2 separate regions of the Homo sapiens genome follow, and region 1 is linked to region 2. The links are chromatin loops, found by intact Hi-C in ENCODE. Cell type or tissue: heart left ventricle. All regions are shown on one strand. Region 1 overlaps EIF2B5 (eukaryotic translation initiation factor 2B subunit epsilon). Region 2 overlaps LINC01839 (long intergenic non-protein coding RNA 1839).

Region 1 (2,500 bases), 370 kb before region 2:
GTATTTCCATGGCCAAGGTGAATATGACCTCAAGCCCCATTCTTCTGCACTTGCTTTCAAACGAGGGTTGGTGACCCCCTTGGGAGACATAAAATAGAAGCTAATGTGAATCCAGTATGGACCATCCACTCCCAATATGCTTATTGCTAGAATAGTACAGCTTGGAGCCGGACTAATAAGGTAGCCATCTGGGGGGTGGTCTGGAAATGTGCAAAGCTCTCCCCAGCAATAGTTCCAGAAGTTAGACCTGCCCCAGGAGCAGAGCGAACAGCTCACTCTTGTCCGTTTTGGAGGAGGCTACTCAGTGCATAGAGGGATCTGAGGGCCTGGTAGAGTATCCTGCTGGACTTTCCAAGGCCCCTGAGGTCCCCTTTATTGGCCTTTTGCAGGTACTGATGGCTTTCTACCAGCTGGAGATCCTGGCTGAGGAAACAATTCTGAGCTGGTTCAGCCAAAGAGATACAACTGACAAGGGCCAGCAGTTGCGCAAGAATCAACAGGTGCGTCAGGCTGTCCTCCTCTCGCCAAGATGGTTATCTCATTCCCAGGTCCTGGCCCCTAGACTCTAGGGTGGTTGGTTTCTGGGGCTCTGGTTGTTAGAGCTGTTTATCTGCCGAGGGGAGCAGGAGAGTTATGTGCACCTCCCCCAGCCGATCTCTCCTCTGCTTCTTTACAGCTGCAGAGGTTCATCCAGTGGCTAAAAGAGGCAGAAGAGGAGTCATCTGAAGATGACTGAAGTCACACTGCCTGCTCCTTTGGGTGTGATTGAGTGCCCTCCTGGCTCCTGGGCTGGGACAAGTGAGGAACTAGCTGCAGAGGGATGAGTGACCACCATCCAGGCTGAGACTGAAAGGAGCAGAGGCTGGAACTACAGTATTCTTTCCCCTGCTAGCAACCATGTGCCTCCCATCCTGACTGTGGAGTTGGGATGTGGAAGTGGGGCTGGAACAAAGCTTCTGCCTAGGGAGGAGCTAAGCAGGCCCGGCAGTTGGAGGAAGGCCAGAGGAACAGCTTTGTGCTCCGGCTTTCCCTCAGGGAACAGCAGAGAGCAGTTGGCTCTTTCTGCTGCTTGTATATGTTAATATTAAAAGAGAGAGTGGTGTATTTGGTTTGTCTCCATCCCTGACTAATCAGCCAGTGAAGTATGTGACCAGAATCACATGATAGCCTTTCCTTAACACCTGGGGGAGAGGGAGGACGGGTGTGCCAGCCACTAGGTGGTACTGTGGTACCTTGCTAATTAACCTTTCCCATGGCTCATGGGTAGTGGAGGGCGGAGGTTCTTTTCCAGCCTCTGTGGACCAACTTGTGATCCTGGGGTGGTGTGCCTAAGCCCGTTTCCATAGAGTCCCATTTTGAACACTTTTCTGCCAGAGGATTATGTTGCCAACCATATGTAAAGCCCATTAGACATGCCAGTTCCTTTCACATGCCTTTTCCAGTTGATCTGGTACTCGTTCTGTCAGGAAGCTGGGCCACGCTTCATCAGAAATAAGGAAATCAGCTCAAGGTCACATGACTCTTGAGGGGTAAAGCTAAGGACTTGACCCTCAGAATCCAGAACTCTGTCCTTCAGCGTATTGTGTTTCAGTGAAGGGAAAATTGGCCCCACAGACAAATATAACCCAGAGCCAGTAATGGAGGTCCCAAGAACACAGGAAGGCCATGTGAAGGGTGCTTTCCCTTGAGAGTGTTTACTATGTGACAGGCAAGCAGTTTTCACATATTGTTTCATTTAATCCTCACATGAGCCCCATGAAGTCTTATCCCCATTTTCAGATAAGGTGCCTGAAGCTCACAGAGCTTCCCTAGCTAGTAACTGACAGAGCCAGGTGTGATATTGGACTCTTGACCTGGAGCTTGTTACTTTGCTGTATTGCTTTAACCTTAACCAAAAGAGACATGCCTTTCTGTCTTTTCTTTTTGAGTTCCTTGTCTTCATATAGAGTGAGTCAACAATTCTGGCCGCGTGCAGTGGCTCACGCCTGTAATCCCAGCACCTTGGGAGGCTGAGGCAGGCGGATCACCTGAGGCGAAGAGTTCGAGACCAACATAGCGAAACCCCATCTCTACAAAAATACAAAAATTAGCTGGGCATTGTGGCAGGCGCCTGAAATCCCAGCTACTCAGGAGGCTGAAGCAGGGAGAATTGCTTGAACCTGGGAGGCGGAGGTTGCAGTGAGCCGAGATTGTGCCACTGCACTCCAGCCTTGGTGATGGAGCGAGACCCTGCCTCAAAACAATATAATAATAATAATTTCCTTTAGTGGTACTTAAACGGTGGCTAATGTGACTGTTGTAACAAGTGATGCTCTACCCCCCCATCCCTACCGTCCCAGATGTTACAGAACAAATGGTTGCCTTTATTCATTTTAGTTGGATAGAAAGACATAAACTGGCCTAGGCGCGGTGGCTTACGCCTGTAATCCCAGCACTTTGGGAGGCTGAGGTGGGCAGATCAGCTGAGGTCAGGAGTCTGAGACAAGCCTGGCCAACATGG
Region 2 (2,500 bases):
CAAATATCCTTATGTTAATTGATGTTCTAAAGAGAGAGAGAGAAAAAATCTTGGTCATATAGCTAGTAAGTGGTGGCAGTGGGATCAAAATCTGGTCTGACTTACTCCAAAGCCTGTGCCCTTTCCACTCTACCAGCTGCTTCCAGAGCTCCAGCTGGCCTCCTCTTTGTCTGAGATAGGATGCAAGGAAGAGAGGATGAGTGTGGAAGTGAAGATGTTTGGAGATATTGTAGAATACAGGAAGTTGAAGTAATTCAGGCTGGAGGCTAGGTCATTCCCAGGAAAATGTAAGGGATTCTACCTGCAGAGTTCGAAGGATGTGGGAATTCAACAGAGGAGCTACCAAGGAAGGGCCGACCAGGGGAGAGGGAGAGGAAAGTAGCCAAGGTGAGGCGAGCCAAGTGCCCAAACCATCAATGGCAGCATGTAGCGGTGCTCCAGAGGCAGAGAGAGGAGATCAAGAAACGTGGGGCGGAGAGGAGAGGGGAAGAGTTTGAGAAGAAACAGAATACGTCACAGTCTCAAAGCATCTCCCCCCAAATATTTATTAATTACAAAGGGAAAACTAGTCATTTTACAGTGGGGAAACCAGCAGACATCACTATAACAAAGTGATCTCAAAATATTGTTTATTAAAAGAGACAATGAGACGAAGCTCCTGGCAAGGAATAAGTGACTAAACCATGGCTGTTCTGTGGTCTTTGCAGTAATAACAATATCCTAAATGACCTGCGGCCAAAAGATCTCCCCACCTCATCCCACCTCAGTGCCAGGTTCATCTGTGCTAATGTATCACCGAGTCCTAAAGGATGACTGAGTCGTCCTTGGGTAACACGTGGTTAACGCGTGTGCATTTGACAGGGGTCTTCTGTAATAATGGGGTGATTCTCACGCGTGGGCGGGATTCAGGCACGGCAGCAGCATTGGGAGAAGTGCTTTGGGGCTGGGGTGAGAGGAGTTTGGGATCTCCACGGGTACTAGGTGCCCCCGCTGTCCTCTATGGTTGGGCTCTTGCGTGCGGCGGCAGATCCCGGGCGGCGCTTCGGCAGATCCTGGATGGCGCTTCGGCAGATCCTGGATGGCGCTTCGGCAGATCCCGGACGGCGCTTCGGCAGATCCTGGACGGCGCTTCGGCGGGGCTGGCCTCCCGCACACACTCGGGTCTCCAGAGTCGGGTGTGCGCGTTGGGGACGCTTCGTCCTGCAGTTGAACGCCCTGAAGCGGGAGAATCAGCGGCCTCCCCGACCCTGACTGCGCTGTAGGGTCTATGAGCTCCTCTGCAGCGCCCGACCTCCTTCGCCAGCAGCCCCAGCCCCCTGCGCAGAACCAGTCTACGCGGACGCCGGAGTCCCCCTGGGCTGCTGGAGAGCCCGAAAGCTCCCGGGGCCGTGTCTTCTGGGAAACGCGCCAATGCCCTCTAGTGGGCGAGCTTTGAACTTCCCTGAGGCCCTACACTGACCTGAGCAGGGGAATTAAATCTCCGGAGCGTCACCCGTGTCTTGCCGAGAGCGGGGCGCAGTGCAGCCCTGGAAGGGCGGAGAGAGTGAGGATGGTGCACACCCGAACCAGCTGGGTCGAGTCAGCCCCCTCCCAGGAGGGCGGCGTGGTCTCCTCCTGCCTCATCGTCCCCCTCCCCGTCCTTCACTCCTCCCAGCTAGAATTGGCACCATCCACTCTTCACTCTCCTTGAGCGAAAAGAAGGGAGACTTGAACACATCTATGCGCCAGGCAGCTTCACTTCTTCATCTGGAAGCTATTTCTAAAAAGGATTTGAAGTGATCACAAAGGCTTACAAGGGAACTAAAGAAAGATGGGGAAACAAAGACGCACGGGCTAGCACTGAAAATGTCTTAAGACCCTGAACGGTCACTAGACCCGGAGTAGAGATAGGACGTTAAACTTCCAAACCCTTAGAGCGTTAAGAAAGACGAGACCGGGAAAACTCCAACAGTCCTTCAGGAATCAGGAACAAAAGACCAAGGCAAGGGGAAGCAAAAGAGGAAGGGGCAGGGAAGCCATGGTAACTAAAAATAGAAAGGAAGGACAAAAGGAGAAACCACAGAACAGAGCAAAATTACTGCAGACGGATTAAACTCCCCTATTAAAAAAAAAAAAGTAAAAAGCCTAAAACGGCCTATCTACCTAGCTTCTAAGATACATAGCTGTAACAAAGTGACATTTAGAGTTTCAAAATAAAGAGGTCAGTGAGGATATACCAGGAAAGGGCTAACATCTGTACATCCCTCCAGTTGGGGGCCTAACTCTAAAATACAGCTCACTTCCACCCGTGTGTCTTCTTCGCCCCGGTGCCACTTCCTAAGGCACACCACAGTGACTTCCCACCTGTCCCATAGCTATAGCTTTCTAATTGGCGTCCTTAGCCCCCCTTGCCTTCCTCCCTACAAAGCACATATAATATTCTTTCAAAAACATAAATAAGAAGCTGGGCGTGGTGGCTCACGCCTGTAATCCTAGCACTTTGGGAGGCCAAGGTGGGTGG

The links. A loop is a pair of places that touch in the nucleus more often than their neighbours do. Peaks named below come from ENCODE experiments on the same cell type or tissue, not always from the same donor. Only the 100,000 strongest peaks of a DNase experiment are listed, where the experiment ranks them.
Region 1: it touches region 2 in a loop (2.4-fold over the local background); 4 of 110 quality-filtered maps call a loop at or near these places.

What each region holds. Positions count from the first base shown.
Region 1 is chr3:184,144,208-184,146,707 of GRCh38, forward strand. EIF2B5 (eukaryotic translation initiation factor 2B subunit epsilon) reads left to right here. Exons shown (of 16, transcript NM_003907.3): 14 at 1-17; 15 at 390-500; 16 at 677-1,104. The coding sequence ends at 736. Among named protein-coding and RNA genes, the nearest start is that of DVL3, 9.9 kb to the right of the region's middle. RefSeq lists a silencer at 1,135-1,184. In heart left ventricle, a CTCF peak has its summit at 1,199 (motif pointing right); no DNase peak of the experiment used is centred here.
Region 2 is chr3:184,512,500-184,514,999 of GRCh38, forward strand. The region is part of intron 6 of LINC01839 (long intergenic non-protein coding RNA 1839); the gene reads left to right. Among named protein-coding and RNA genes, the nearest start is that of LINC01839, 38 kb to the left of the region's middle. RefSeq lists enhancers at 1,098-1,598, 1,302-1,596. In heart left ventricle, CTCF peaks have their summits at 1,420 (motif pointing left) and 1,622; DNase peaks (open chromatin) are centred at 1,002 and 1,402; H3K4me3 peaks cover 1,233 bases; H3K27ac peaks cover 505 bases; H3K27me3 peaks cover 1,330 bases.